2 separate regions of the Homo sapiens genome follow, and region 2 is linked to region 1. A link is an interaction called in ENCODE POLR2A ChIA-PET data of the cell type or tissue named here. Cell type or tissue: IMR-90. All regions are shown on one strand.

The links. Peaks named below come from ENCODE experiments on the same cell type or tissue, not always from the same donor. Only the 100,000 strongest peaks of a DNase experiment are listed, where the experiment ranks them.
Region 2: POLR2A ChIA-PET joins it to region 1 with 15 read pairs; 4 of 35 experiments call an interaction of 5 or more read pairs at or near these places.

What each region holds. Positions count from the first base shown.
Region 1 is chr6:149,192,499-149,200,498 of GRCh38, reverse strand. No RefSeq gene overlaps it. Among named protein-coding and RNA genes, the nearest start is that of TAB2-AS1, 61 kb to the left of the region's middle. In IMR-90, no CTCF peak of the experiment used is centred here; no DNase peak of the experiment used is centred here; H3K27me3 peaks cover 1,302 bases.
Region 2 is chr6:149,449,917-149,457,916 of GRCh38, reverse strand. It overlaps ZC3H12D (zinc finger CCCH-type containing 12D), which reads left to right. Exons shown (of 6, transcript NM_207360.3): 4 at 1,017-1,251; 5 at 5,195-5,301; 6 at 6,438-8,000. The coding sequence ends at 7,234. Among named protein-coding and RNA genes, the nearest start is that of ZC3H12D, 31 kb to the left of the region's middle. RefSeq lists enhancers at 5,647-6,198, 6,199-6,750. In IMR-90, no CTCF peak of the experiment used is centred here; DNase peaks (open chromatin) are centred at 276 and 3,296; H3K27me3 peaks cover 1,673 bases.

The DNA of each region.
Region 1 (8,000 bases):
ACCTTTTTGGATTGTTTAAAGAGATAGCAATCTGGCTTCCCAAGTCAGACTTACAGCAGGCTGGCTTCCTGGGTTGTTTATTGGAGATAAGGGGTTTGATTTCCTGAGCAGGTTGTGGGTTAGAGACCTGTTTTTATATACAGTCTGGCTGTTGTCTGATGATACATTCAGTCTCTCAACAGTAACCCCAAACAAGGAGAATGGCAGGTGGGAAGAGGAGCTTATGAGTTAAGCCATGTCATTTCTTTAGGAAGACACTGTAACTGCGAGTTCATGATATGGATAAAAATTGAAATTGATATTTCTTTGTGCTTTATAACTCTCATGAGTATTTGATTTACTCAGCCACGTGGCTTCTAGATCTACATTCTCCCATGCTTCTCTCAGGAGGGACCTAGCACCCTGCCGAATGGGAAGAAAGGGTGCTCCTCCACCCTGCCTCAGCTTGTGGGCTCCAGAGATCCCTTCCTTGGAGACAAGGGCAACCTTGGTTTGGAAAGAATGGAGAAACAGAAATCTTATCTTTTAAAATAACTTTAATTTGGATTAAAATATCCTAGTATCTAACATAGAATGAGAGTTTGACTCTGGATGTCAGTACTTGATCAGATGCTGTCTCAGTGTGCTGAGGCTACCTTCACAAAATACCCAGACTGGGTGGCTGAAACAATAGACATTTATTTTCTCATAGTTCTGGGGGCTGAAAGTCCAAGATTAAGGTGCCAGTAAATTTGGTTTCATTCTGAGGCCTCTTCTCTTGGCTTATAGGTGGCCACCACATAGCTGTGTGCTGACATGGTGTTTCCTCCATGCATGCTCTGAGAGAGAGCAAAAGGGAAAAAAGAGAGAGAGAGAGAGCTGTGTGGTGTCTCTATTTATAAGGACACTAATCCTATCGAATTAGGGCCCCACCCTTATGACCTCATTTAAGCTTAAATATTTTTCTTAAAGGCTCGATTTCCAAATATAGTCACACTGGGAGTTAGGGCTTGAACAAATGAATTTTGCGGGGACACAATATTCAGTCCATAACAGATGCAGAGGGCAGACACATTCTGCTGGAAGGTGACATTCTATCTGCCTGTAGGTATGTAGTGAAAGCCAATGAGATGACCACTCAGTTGTTCTTAGCTGATTAATAATTTCTACTGCCCTACAAATAAGAACATAGAAAAATCAAATTATAGAGTTTTAAGATTTAATATGTTTTTGATTATGGAACAAGAATCTTCACCTAAGATAAGATGTAGATTGATGAAATAATCATTATCTGATCAAATCACAAGAAGTTTTAAAGTGTAACGGTGTTTAAGAAGTGCTTTTTTTTCTGAGATAGGATTTTCAGATAAAAAGATACATAAGTCAATATAAATATGGCCTTTTAAGGATACCATAGATCCTTAAAGAGAGATGGATTTTTATTAAATACTTCCTATCTCATATTACTCCTTGGCTAGTAAACCTTCCATTGTTTTCCAACCTTGACAGATCGAAGTTCAAACTGTCTAACCCCAGCCTATCTTCCTAAAATTCTCTCCTAGTTTTTCTTTTCATGTTTTTTGAAATGGAACTTCACTCTCGTTGCCCAGGCTGGAGTGCAATGTTGTGATCTCTGCTCACTGCAATCTCTGCCTCCTGGTTTCAAGTGATTTTCCTGCCTCAGCCTCTCAAGTAGCTGGGATCACAGCTGTGTGCCGCCATGCCCGGCTGATTTTTTGTGTTGTTAGTTGAGATAGGGTTTCACCATGTTGGCCAGGCTGGTCTCAAACTCCTGGCCTCAGGTGATCTGCCCTGCTTTGGCCTCCCAAAGTGCTGGGATTACAGGCATATGCCACCACGCCCGGCCTCTCCTAGTTTTTCTATGCTAGTAATAGTAGTAATAAAAGTCATTACTTACTGAACACTCACTGTGTGCTAAGCCCTATGCTAAATGCTTTACATGCATTGTTGTTAGTTATCATAAGCATATGAAGTAGCTACTAATATCTCCCTTTTGACAGAGGAGGTTAAGTAACTTGCCTAAAGGCCGCAGAGTTATTCACCCAGGATTCTCACTCAGGAAGTGGAACTCTTCTCCAGGACCATCTGACTCTACAGCTCTTAACCACTGTATAACTAAACTGTTCCCCACCTGCAGGCATGGTTTTTTGAAAATATTCCTTTCCTGCTCTTGCTGTCTTTAAGGTTGTTATGTCTAGTACTGTAGGCCCCCCAAAAGAATATGCCCTTAAAATGATGAGCCAAGTTCATAAAATAAAATGTCTTGAAATGAAGTAGACTTTTTAAGCAAGACAGCAAACCCAGAAGTCATAAAGGAAAGGAGAGACATATTTGATTATATACATTGTTAAAAAATTGTTTGTCTTTTGTCATTCAAAAGACAAATAGTAGACCGAAAAAAAAAAATTGGTATATATACTCAAAAGGGATCACCTCAGATTTTTGGAGTTTTCTTTCTGTGCTGCTCTCTCCTTTCCCGTATTCTGCCCTGTGAACTCTAGCTGCCTTGATCTCCCCAGAATATCAACTTCATCTCCTTAACTTAAGGAATCTGCTGGGCTCTACCTAGATTACCACTCCCTCTGTCATGGTCTGGAAATACAAGGTTATATGCTGGAGCAATCATAGGACTCACCTTACTCACTTATTTTTTTCCTTTTTTCTTAGGAATTATTTTTCTTCATTGCCTGATATCCATTTTCTTGAAAACTGTTGTTTTATATATTTTGTCTAGTTTTTTAGTTGTTTCAGGTGGGAAGGAAAATTATGTTTCCCTATCTTGACCAAAAGAGGGAGACTCTAAATGGACTTCTTAATTATATTTAGTCTACCAATCCATGAACATGGTATAAGTCTTCATTTATGTACAGCTTGTTTAATTTTTCTTAGCAAATATTCTTTAGTTTTCAGTGTAGAGGACTTCTAGCTATTGTTTTAGATTTATTCCTAGGTATTTGATTTTTTAAAATGTCTTTCTGGTACCCTTTATTGTTTCTAGCAGATCTATGCTTCCATCTGGTATCAATTCCATTGGACCTGAAAAACTTTTTAACATTTCTTGTTGTGCTGGCTTGCTGGACATGAATTAAGTCAACTTTTATTGATCTGCAAATGTTTGTCTTTTAAAAAACTATGATTTTGTAGCTTATCCTGCTTGTTCTCCTTGTTAGGGTCTCTATAACGTTTAAAAATATTTTAAAGCAACTTATTCTAAAACAAAATCTCACGTGGAATCACATAAAACAGACAAAACCTGAATACGCTGGTTAAGACATATTTGAGTAGGGGCTGCCAGATGGGGAGGACAATGTTCTACAGGTGCTCTCATTACTCTTTGCAATGTCTACTTGGAGAAATTTTTGAGTTGTTTGAAAATTTCTGGTTTGATTATCAAGTGTAAATCTCTTGTTTGGGGGCCCTTGTCTTCACTGAATGGTTTGACTTTCTCAATATTTTCAATGTCCAATAGTCTCTTTTCTTTTTACATGCCTCAGCTTTTGTTGTTCCTTCTACATGAGATGCTTGCCTGTGTCTCAATTTAAATCGCTTACTCTGGAGGGTCCAGCTCACCCTTAAGAATTTCTGCATCCTCAAAATGGTTATGGCCATTACTATTTGGGCAATAGAGTTTAGACATAATCTGCTGTGGTACATCTTCTCCTGGTTTGGTTAGGGTTACTTTTACCTTGCTAGCTGGACACGCTTCCTTCCAGATAAGGACTATGTTAGAACTTTTCTTATGTCTTATTTGAGGCTGGGAGAGTTAGGTGAGCTATGAATATTTGCTGCTATCACCACTCTGGAAGCATAAAAACTGTCTTTTGGTTGATGACTCTATGTGAGCCAAGGTTGTTCGTGTTCATGGATTAGCATCTTTGTCTTGAAGCCCGCATGACTTACACTTAAAATGAGCCGATTTGGGATCCCTGTCAGCTCTTCTGAGCCAGGTGCCTGTCTGTGTTTCCACAGCTATCCCACGGGCTACTGGCTCCATGTGTCTTTTTAGTTAATAGTGATGCCTGAATACTCACCATACAGACATTTCAACTGTCCTGCTTCTTCCGTCCTTCATCCCCTGAGCTGGTCAGGTGCAGCCATGCTAGCCTGTGCTCCATCAAGCCTTGCCTCAGTGGGGTAGACTGGCTGTGTTCCAGAACCACACTTCAGTAGGATTAATGTGACTGTAAGAGGCGCCAACTGAGAGTGTGTCTTTTCCCTGATATGGACCGAGCTGTCAGCAACACAACTGGCCAATTGCAAGGTGGCACCCAGAATATCTAGGCAGGCTCTCAACATGTAATTGTGAGGATTTGGAATTAGTATGTTACTCTTGATTCAGCCTGATTGCTTTTCCCAGAAACAGCTATTTCCAGGCAGACCAGACTCAAAGAGATTTCTAGGAGATGTTTTGTCTTCATCCCCAGGGAAACTGGGGCAGTTTTACCTTTCCCTTCTTTGGGGTAACTCAGCCAGCCTTTTCCTCAAGTATTTTCTTTTTGAATCTTGGGGATGGTTATGGTGATAACAGTACCTACCTTGTAGCATTGTTAAGAAGATTTAAGAAGGTACAAGCTTCTCTAAATTTTATGGACATTCTTCAGTATGCATGTTTTCAAGGCCTTTTCTGCACATTATGCATATTATTTGTGCATGTTTTATAAACTTTCTTCAAGCCCTTTTATGAGGAGCTTGAGGCCAAAGCAACAAAGAAAACACATAAACACCAAAAAGCTTGTTTTCTTTAAAAGGTCCAGACTTTAGAGAGTCCAGCTCCAAGTTTTAAGACCACAGACTGAATTCTCATTATGGCATTCAGATCAAATCAATGGCATATCTAGAGTTGGAGTACACAGGCCCTGAAATTGCAAGGATTTGAAAGCTACGTATTGAGAGACCCAAAATGTGTATGGATGCTTCTAACTGAGGGGCAGTTTTCATTATATTTCCAGGGGTGCACTCAACTACAGTTTTCGTTCATCAGATTTACATATCTTCCTCAAAAAAACAAACTTCCACTGTGTCTTTTAGTAGTAGCCAAGCCTGTGCCTTCATTCTGCTTTCATTAAATCATTTGCTCAGTTGGCGTTCTGTAGCTCTGAGCTTTACACTGATAAAAGCTGAAACTGAAAACCTACTCGGTAATCAGGTGGTAGACTGGGACTGTATTAACAACTCAAAATGAAATGTGCTTGGGGGTTTTATAGCTTTAAGTCCAGCTTTAAGTTTTCATGAACTGGGTGAATCCTGCTTTCTGGTAATGGGTACAGGCACAGGTGGTCAAATGACTATGAGAATCGCCAGGAAGTTTACAGCAGGACAGGGCATTCTCTCCCCTGCTTTGCAAAGGGGGTTATTGTTGTTAAAATTCCTTGGGACTTGGATTGCACCATTTGAGTACTTTATCATCTCAGTTCTGAAATGAAATCTCTTGGGGAGCGGAAGGACTGAAACCTTGGCTGGCAGCAGTGATGAAGGAAACGGGCCCTCTTACCAGCTCGATGGGTGAGGGGATTTACTGCTGGTGTAGATAAGATTCGATGTAGTTAGACATTGTCAACACATCCTGGTGTAAATGCAGTGCCCTTCCTTGACTTTCCCAAGGGAAAAACAGAGCTCATGACACTGACTTTCATTTCTCAACAACAGTATTGAAAACATCTTCCTTGTAAAGGCAGCTGAGACACTGGTCTTTAAAGGTCTTCATTGCTGGGCAGACTTAAGAATGTAATCTGATGTGCAGTGTTATCATGTATATGTGGACATGTTTACAAGTGCATGTATTATTTTATTTTAATTTTAATTTTTATCATTTCTTTTGAGATGGAGTTTTGATCTTGTCACCCAGGCTGGAGTGCAGTGGCATGATCTTGGCTTGCTGCAACCTCCACCTCCTGGGTTCAAGTGATTCTCCTGCCTCAGCCTCCTGAGTAGCTGGGATTTCAGGTGCCCGCCACCACGCCTGGCTAATTTTTTGTATTTTTAGTTGAAATGGGATTTCACCATATTGGCCAGCCTGGTCTTCAACTCCCGACCTCAGGTGATCGGCCTGCCTTGCCTCCCAAAGTGCTGGGATTACAGGTATGAGCACCCGGCCACCTGTATTATTTTAAGTGTAATTTTGCACACAGAGCAAACGGGGCATATCTGCAGGAAATAAGTATTTACTATTTGATGGTATTGGTATCAGCTTAGATTATAATGACAGTGGCTCCAGGATCTCGCAAAGGAAGGAATGAACTAAGCTCCACGGTAGCCATTTTTGTGCTTGGCTTTGAGTTGGTTATTTATTCACTTGATGATCATTCTTTCATTCAACACTTTGCACAAGCATTGTTTGTGCAGGCTGGGTACTGAAGACATACCTTGAAAAGCACAGATTGTCCCATTAAGAGATTATAGCAGTATGAGAGAGACAAAATGAACAGGTATTTGCTACATAGCAGGAAAGGGGGGAGGTGAACACATCGGAGGGTCTGAGTCTCAGGGCAGAGAGCCTAGGAAGAAGAAAGAGTCCTGCAAGAAATGACCACAGCTTTATATTACAAAATTTGGTGGCACAAGGCTAACTCACTGTCCATCTTTCATTCCATTTTTTTTAATTTCCCTATTTTTTATGTTCATTCTTCTGCATGAACTTTGTATTATTTTTAATCAAATTCCAATTTAGACTACATCAAACTTATAGACTCATTTAGGGAAAATCACTCTCACTTTATCAGGATTGAATTTTCTTATATAAGAAAAAAATGTACTTTTCTCTGTTTCTTTCTTATCTTTTAAAATGACTTTTAGTAGAGTTTTATCAATATATGTTGCACACTTGTCTTTTGTTAAGGTTATTCCTAGGTATATTCCCTATTTTTTTTTGTTTTTGTGATTGGCTTTTTTTCCTCATTATTATTATTATTATTATTTTATTTTTTTGAGATGGAGTCTCACTCTGTCGCCCAGGCTGGAGCACAAAGGCATGGTCTCAGCTCACTGCGACCTCTGCCTCCCGGGTTCAAGCGATTCTCCTGTCTCAGCCTCCCAAGTAGCTGGGATAACAGGAGCCCGCCACTACGCCCAGCTAATTTTTTGTGTTTTTAGTAGAGACGGGGTTTCACCATGTTGGCCAGGCTGGTCTCGAACTCCTGATCTCGTGATTCATCTGCCTCAGCCTCCCAATGTGCTGGGATTACAGGCATGAGCCACCACACCTGGCCTTTCCATTACATTTTATAACTGATCAATTGGAAATAAAAGAGCTAGTGACATTGGATATTTATTTTTTACCTGGGCATAGAACGATCCCACCAGACACAGGTAATTCCCCTCTTATTTACTCGTTGCCTTAGGTCAAGTTCCCTGGGAAACAGACTTGAAGTTGGAGGTCTGTGTGCAGAAGCTTTATGGGAGTGTTCCCTCAAGAAAACAGCCATGAGTGGCTGGGTGCGGTGCTTATGCCTGTAATCTCAGCACTTTGGGAGGCTGAGGCATGTGGATCACCTGAGCTCAGGAGTGTGAGACTAGCCTGGGCAACATGGGGAAACCCTGTCTCTACAAAAAACATAAAATTAGCCAGGCATGGTGGCATGCGCCTGTAGTCCCATCCACTCAGAAGGCTGAGGTGGGAGGATTGCTTGAGCCTAGGAGGCAGTGGTTGCAGTAAGCTGAGATTGCACCACTGCTCTCCAGCCTGGGAGAAGATAGACATTGTCAAAAAAAAAAAAAAAAAAAAAAAAAGAAAAGAATGAGGGGTGAGGGAGGGAGAGGGAAGCAGGATTGGGAGAGGGAGAAATGAACCGCAGCAAATTTGCAACAGGGACCTCAGCTGCTCCCACAGGGAGCTCCAGAGCTGAGATGGTCCTTCTGAGTTGTCCTGAATTAGGGTAAGGAGGCAAGGCCTTTGTACCCCCACATTAACCCCTCACTGGAGGTGGGTTACCATGGAGGAGGGGATGTAAACTTGGGCCAGGCAGTTCCCTTTAACAGGGAGCAAATTTAGCAGCCATCGGAAG
Region 2 (8,000 bases), 260 kb before region 1:
TGGCGTCTTTATTTTTGTTCTTTGTACCATAGCTGCATTATGCACGTTTTAAAAATCAGCCAACAGTGTCATATGGGAAAGGACTTAAACTTGAGGGACCTGAGTAATTATTATGTGTCAAACGGATTTTTTTTTTCCTGCATGTCTCCAAAGGCAAAATCCAGATCAAACAGCTGACCCTCCTGGGATGCAGATTTTAGCCTCTGATAAGAAAGGCCTTGTAATGTTTGTACCATCTGGTGCATGTTTACCTCTTGACTAGTTTTTGCAAGAACTCGCACTCACTTGAGCTCAGTCCACTCACAGACACTCTGAGACAGGAAGAGGAGGCGTTGCTATCTTCATTTTATAAATATAAAACTGGATGGACATTCAACCGGGGTGAAGTACCCAGGAACTGGAGCCCGGCCCAGACTCCAGGCTGGATTCCTAGTCCTGGATGCTTTCTATGATGTTCTTGAGTCCCTGTATCTGTCAGTGATGGGGTGCTCCATCCCAAAGGTGTCCCAGGCAGGTTCCTGGATGGTGGGAGAAGATGGACCTCTGGCTCCCAGCTAGGGGCCCATGCAGGGCTTTCCAGGTGAATGCCAGGCTCCCCGTCATGCTGAAGGCATCATCAAGGTCCGGGTTAATACAGGAATGTCTTTCTCCAGGAGGCCCCTGTGCCTGCTGCGATAGGGGCATTGTGGCATGGAACCCTCAAAAGGACAAGGGCTGTGGCTGAACCCTTCCTTCTGAAGTGACTCTCCCTTGTAGAGTATCGCTTTCTGGACTCCTGTCATGATGTGGGCAGGACGGAAGCCACGCGCCTGCCTGCTTGACCTGGGGCTTCAGGCAAATTCAGTGAAATTGAGTGAAAGGAGCGAACGCTATGGCGGCAAAAACTGGTGTTTTTTCCCCGCTCCCCTCAAAACCTCATCTGACCGGCCCGGGAAGCGGGTGGCCTCGCGTTGGGGGTGGTTCTCAGGGGCGGTGCCCTTGGGCCCTCACCCGCGTCTCCGTCGCCCCGCCCTCAGAGCAGCACGTGCTGGCGGAGCTGGAGCGGCAGGCGGTGCTGGTGTACACGCCGTCCCGCAAGGTGCACGGCAAGCGCCTGGTCTGCTACGACGACCGCTACATCGTGAAGGTGGCCTACGAGCAGGACGGCGTCATCGTCTCCAACGACAACTACCGGGACCTGCAGAGCGAGAACCCCGAGTGGAAGTGGTTCATCGAGCAGAGGCTGCTCATGTTCTCCTTCGTCAACGACCGGTAGGTCCGGCTGGGGTCCTGACACCCTGGGGGGCGGCGGGGCGGGGGGCCGGGGTCGAGGCAGTGGCCACGCCTGCTACCAGGTGGAGGAGCTTGGGGTCACCCGGTCACCCAGCCCCTCAGACAGAGCTCCCCCAGGTCCGCATTCTCGGCGGGCACGTCCCCAATAGGTGGGCTGCTTTGCTCTGACCTTGCTGTTCCCAGGGCCACATCTGACACACCACAGAGAAGCCCAAGAGGTGGGCCAAGCATGCAAGCATGTGTTTAGGGCACCACTAACTTAAAAAAACAGAATTGCATACTTCAGAATATTGAAATAGTCATCATGGAAAAGATCTGTACTTTGTTGTATTGCTTTTCACTTATTTCAGGTTTTTGTCTTATTTTATTTTATTTTATTTTATTTTATTTTTTGAGATGGAGTCTTGCTCTGTCACCCAGGCTGGAGTGCAGTGGCTCAATCTTGGCTCACTGCAAACTCTGCCTCCCAGGTTCAAGCAATTCTCCTGCCTCAGCCTCCCGAGTAGCTGAGATTATAGGCACGCACCACCATGCCTGGCTAATTTTTTGTATTTTTAGTAGAGATGGAGTTTCACCATGTTAGCCAGATGGTCTCGATCTCCTGACCTTGTGATCTGTCCACCTCGGCTTCCCAAAGTGCTGGGATTACAGGCTTGAGCCACCGTGCCTGGCTGTCTTTTTTTTTTTTTTAAATCAAAATTTTGAATTACATATGGGAGTAGGCAACAGATTTTTTTTTTTCTTTGACAGGGTCTTGCTCTATTGCCCAGGTTGGAGTGCAGTGGCATGATCACAGCTCACTGCAGCCTTGAACACCTGGGCTCAAGCGATCCTCCTGCCTCAGCCTCCCAAAGTGTTGAGATTTTAGGTGTCAGCCACTGAGCCCAGCCCAGAATCTTTTCTTCTGGGCTGTAAATATCTCCCCCTGCCTGGCCCTGACTCTGGGTTGAAATGTTCAAGAGAACCTGGCTGGTTCATGTAGCCCTGAAATAGGCCTCTTGGGTCAGTTCATCCCAGACCAACCGGCTATGGCTGGAGGCAGAGAGGGACACAGGGCCACAGGCACAAACCACTCAGCTAATGGTGAGGGCAGACACTGGCAAGGTGGATGAGGGTCTGGAGACCCGAGCAGCGTGTGACAGAGCACAGCCAGCTGGGCTGTTGCTCCCATTTCCATTTCTGTTCCAGGCAGTGTTAGCTTGGCCCTCATTCTGGGCTCTCTGACTGACTTTTTGGAACGTGGTTTTAGACAAACTCCTCAGCTCTGTGAGGGCCGGGACTGTATCTGTCTTACGTGCGGTGTCTCCAGCACGCCTGGCCCACAGGGGTGCAGTAACTAGTTGTAAAGGAATGACCGAGTGAATGGCTATGGCTGGGGAAGGGTCGATGGGGAAAGAGGTCTGGGCTTAGGCTGCTTGCACACGGCTGAGCAGCTGCTGACTCTGGACCCAGGGACACAGTGTGGTGTTTGAGAAAGGGCTGGGGCTTTGGAGAGGGCAGGTGAGGTTTCCATCTGAGGCCCTGCCACTTACTGGCTGGGAGTCAAGGGGGAACCACTCAACCTCTCTGAGCTGAATGTTCTTCACCTTGAAAAGGGATTAATAATGTCACCTCTGAGATCATTGTGAGGACTAGAGAGAATTGTGCCCCAGAAGTGGTAGCAGCTATTCCCAGGACATGGTGCAGCAGGGGGTACTGTGGTCCCCAAGGCCAACTGCCCCTGCAGCCGTGGAGGTGGAGGGCCAGAGGCATGGCAGCAGCGCCCTGCAGGAGCCCCCATTGTCATTTCCAGCTACAAAAGGCCAGCGGCTCTCACTGTCCGTCTGTAGCCTGGAGGAATCTGGCTAGTCTGGTAACTATGGGCTCCAGAAATCCTCACTGAGCTCTCAGGGACATGGCCATCTCTGGCCTGATGACAGCCTGGGGCGGGAGCCAAGTCCTTTTGACGCACTGGCCTCCGTTAAGGGCCTGCCAGGAGGCAGGACCTGCCGCCCGCTTGTGAGCGAGGGCGCCTGCCCTGGTGCCCCGGGCACGTCCACAGGGCCCTCTTGGCACAGCTCCTGCTCCTGAGAGAGCAGGAGAGGAAGTCTTTGGGAACGTTTAATAACCACAGTGGGCGGTTCCCCAGATTCTTGGTCAAGGCCCAATTCTGAGAAGCCGGCTGTGCAGCTGGGAGCTGAGCTATGGAGGCCACACAGGGCCGGGGATCACCCAGCTCTCTGCAGAGTGGGACTTCAGCATGACTCTGGATTCTTAGGGGGACAGCAACCCATAAAACATCTTCTCCTTGATTTACAATCCCAACCTCTCTACAGAACCTTTGTATGACCTGGAAGTGGCCTTGGGAACAAAAGTATTTATGTAAAAAGTGGACCTCACTCAGCGAGGGGCGTTTTCCTTCTGAGGAATTGGGTTTTCCCTGTTGAACTCTGAGCATGCATTCCCTTCCTCATTAGGGCTCCATGCCAGGGAGGAGAGAAGGGCAGATCAGGGGCAGGGCAGCCAAGGAAACTAAGACCAGACCCTGTGCCCCCAGGGTGCGCAGAGGAGGAGGTTAAGTCTGCGAGGTGGCTGTATGTGCAGGCAGCACCTGGGATCCACTTCCTCACTGATTCAAACTCCCTGTTCCTATTGAATCTCTTCGCCTGGAGGTTCACAGCCCAGAGCTGTGTTTGGCACGGGGTGAAACACAGGAGAAATGGGACCTAAGCCTCAAGGAGCTCATACAACTCTGAAACCTTCTGGAACTGTTTTTTGTTTGTTTGTTTATTTAGAGATGATAGAGTCTAGCTCTGTTGCCCAGGCTGGACTCCTGGACTCCAGGGATCCTCCTTCCTCAGCTTTTCTAGTAGCTGGAACTACAGGGGTATGACACCACTCCTGGCTTTTCTGGAGCTGTTAACCTCATAGAGGTTTCTAACCTTTTGTTGAGGACAGTGGGAAGCCAGAGGAGCCCTTAGAGCAATTATACTTTCATTTTCCTGGATAAAAATCACCTGGGAAGTTCTTTTTTTTTGGAGAAGGAGTCTCACTCTGTCATCCAGGATGGAGTGCAGTAGCATGATCTCGGCTCACTGCAACCTTCGCCTCCCGGGTTCAAGCAATTCTCCTGCCTCAGCCTCCCCAGTAGCTGGGACTACAGGTGCCCGCCACCATGCCCAGCTAATTTTTGTGTATTTTTTAGTAGAGATGAGGTTTCACCGTGTTGCCCAGGTTGGTTGTGAACTCCTGAGCTCAGGCAATCTGCCCACCTCAATCTCCCAGTTGTGCAGATTCCTGAACAACTTCAGATTCTGATGAAGCAGGTCTTGCGCGAAGCTCGGAGGCTGTCATTTTTTTTTTTTTTAGCCAGGATCTCACTCTGTTACCGGGGCTGGAGTGCAGTGGCACAATCATGACTCACTGCAGCCTCCATCTCCCAGGCTCAGCCATCCTCCCATCTCAGCCTCCCGAGTAGCTGGGACTAAAGGCATTCACCACCACATCTGGCTAATTTTCTTTTTTTTTTTTTTTTTTGCTTTCTGTAGAGACAAGGTTTCACTATGTTGTCCAGGCTGGTCTTGAACTCCTGAGCTCAAGGGATCTTTCTGCCTCAGCTTCCCAAAGTGTTGGGATTACCCATGTGAACCACTGCACTCAGATGACTGCATTTTTAAGTTGCTAGGTGATTCTGACACTGCTGGCTTGAACCACAACAGGAGAAACACCCAAAGAGGGCCAGAGCTGTGCTGTGTGCTCTGCATGGGGTTCAGTGTGAAGGGAAGGTTTTGCTTTAAGATGCTGTGACATCCTGCTGGGTGATGGTGGGCCCGGGGCCGAATGCTTCCTGGTGTTCTTGGGGAACTTGGGCCTGCTCCCTTTGTACAGGTGCTGGTGGCAAATCCCAGGTGGTCTTGCAGTTGCCCCTGTGCTTATTTTCCAGGTTCATGCCGCCTGATGACCCCCTGGGCCGCCATGGACCCTCCCTGAGCAACTTCCTGAGCAGGAAGCCGAAGCCCCCAGAGCCATCCTGGCAGCATTGTCCTTATGGTGGGTAGGGCCCAGTGCTTCGCAGGCCCTGTTCAGGGCCTTGTGTGGGGGCAGTACAGGAGCACAGTCAAAAAGCGCTGGCCTGGTGCTCAGCGGCCTGGGCTCTTGCCCAAGTTCTGCCCTCCAGCTGTGCTACCTGGAGAGTTAACTTTCCTGACAGGGTTATTGTAGAACTGACATCCTGGCCGGTGATTTCATGGGAGCCAGGATCCCATGCCAGGGTCGGATGCAGGGGTCATGCACACAGCAAAGCTGTGTCTGAGAAGCCGGGAGCCTGGACACAAACCCAGCTGCGGGTCTCAGTCCCTTCACCTGGCCCCTGGCAGCTTCTGTCCTCACCCTACCCTGCTCTCCACCCCTCCACCCTATGGACTTTGGTCACTGCTATCCATGAAGAGTTAAGAATTTTATCCCAGCACCCTGGGGGATGCCAGCCTTCTAGCCAGCTCTTTCACTGACTTGCTTCGTCAAGTTATTTGATGTTTCCAAGTTCAGTAAAGACTTGGGTGACAGTCAATCATTTCTTGTTAGAATTAGGTGACCATACATACATTCAGGCTGACTCCTCCTTCCCCCTTTCACTCTCAGAAGCCTTGGGTTTGGATAGTAACACTTGACCATTTGTTCACGACTCTGTTAGAACAGCGTGCAGGGTGAGGGCAAGCGTTAGCACAGCGAACACGGAGAACGGTGGGAACTGAGGCGGCACTGCAGGCGCAGTCCTCTGCCCCGAGCACCCACTCCCTACCGCCCGCTCCCTAAGCCTGGCCCTATCCACAGGGTCCCTGGGCAATTGGAGGCTGAAAGTCTTTGAATCCAGAGATTTGGTCTTAGTCCCTGGTCAAAGGGACCTGGGAACGACACTCCTCTGCATACCCTGGGATGAGTGTGCTCAGCGCCCCCTCACCCAGGCCGCCCGCGCCTCCCGGGCACTTCTCCCCACCTCGGCCCCGCGCCCAGATCTTGAGGCGTTTCCAGGGCGCTGAGTCTGAGGAGTCCGCGGCGGCCTGGGGGCCTGCTTGGAGGAATCTCCACGGAGAGGCCGCGGGCCGGCACTCCCCGGATGCACCAGGAACCACCGCCCCTCCGCGCCCCCGGGCCTCACGTCGCGCCCTCTCTGCCCCCGCCCCTTTCAGGCAAGAAATGCACCTATGGCATCAAGTGCAAGTTCTACCACCCGGAGAGGCCGCACCACGCGCAACTGGCGGTGGCCGACGAGCTCCGCGCCAAGACAGGGGCCCGGCCTGGCGCGGGCGCCGAGGAGCAGCGGCCACCGAGAGCCCCGGGCGGCTCCGCAGGAGCCCGGGCGGCCCCCCGGGAACCATTTGCGCACAGCCTCCCGCCGGCGCGGGGGTCCCCGGACCTGGCCGCCCTGCGAGGGAGCTTCTCTCGGCTGGCCTTCAGCGACGACCTGGGGCCCCTGGGGCCGCCTCTCCCGGTCCCCGCCTGCAGCCTCACGCCCCGACTGGGCGGGCCCGACTGGGTGTCCGCGGGCGGCCGGGTGCCAGGCCCGCTCAGCCTCCCTAGCCCGGAGAGCCAGTTCTCCCCGGGCGACCTCCCGCCTCCGCCCGGCCTGCAGCTCCAGCCGCGGGGCGAACACCGCCCTAGGGACCTGCACGGCGACTTGCTTTCCCCGCGCAGGCCACCCGACGACCCGTGGGCCCGTCCACCCCGCTCCGACCGCTTCCCTGGGCGCTCCGTCTGGGCGGAGCCGGCCTGGGGCGACGGCGCCACTGGGGGACTTTCAGTGTACGCGACCGAGGACGACGAGGGGGACGCGCGCGCCCGGGCTCGCATCGCGCTCTACAGCGTCTTCCCGCGTGACCAGGTGGACCGCGTGATGGCCGCGTTCCCGGAGCTCTCAGACCTCGCCAGGCTCATCCTCCTGGTACAGAGATGCCAGAGCGCGGGGGCGCCCCTGGGCAAGCCCTAAGGGACCAACACGCACTTGCAGGGAATGGCCCAGCCTCGCCTTGCGTCTTGGACGGGTGGACCTGTGGTTGCCAGCCTGGACCTGAGTGGGCCCATCATGGTGCCCCCTTTTCTTTAAAGATGGTCAGGGAAGCCTGCTTCCTCCTCCTGAGCGGGGTTGTGGGGGCCTGGTGGCACTTGGTGATCCTCACTGAGGCCGGGGCCTGCTGCGGGGAGGTCCACCCACTTCCGTGGAGGGAATGATTTTCCATGTGCACGGAGACTGCGGGTCCAAGCTGCAGTAGAACCCACAAGTGGGTCACAAAATCAATTTAGTGGGTCACCACCACAAACACAGTGGACTGGGACAGGGCAAAGCGCACCCTGTGCCATCAGGCTGAGTCTGAACTCTTGTTACCTATCCTGTGTCCCCACCCCCTTGGCAGCCATGTAACTAACCTCAATGTGGGTCGTAGTCAGAAGTTTAAAAAAGACTATGAATGCTCTTGAATTTCATTGCTTCAGGTAATGTTTGAAATATGTAGTCAGGTGGCCAGGGGAGGTTTGCTATCTGGAAGTTTTCATGTTAGCTATTGCTAACCCCACCCGCAAGGGCAGCCCAGCCTCCAGGTGTGGGCTCTCCTGTGCTCTGAATTGTGTGGCTGTCCTATGCTGGGGACAAGTGGTAGGAGCGCTTTGTCCCAGGGCCACCTTCTGGGGCCTTCACACACATACCCCCACCACACAAACACACACACACACACACACACACACACACAGTCTATCAT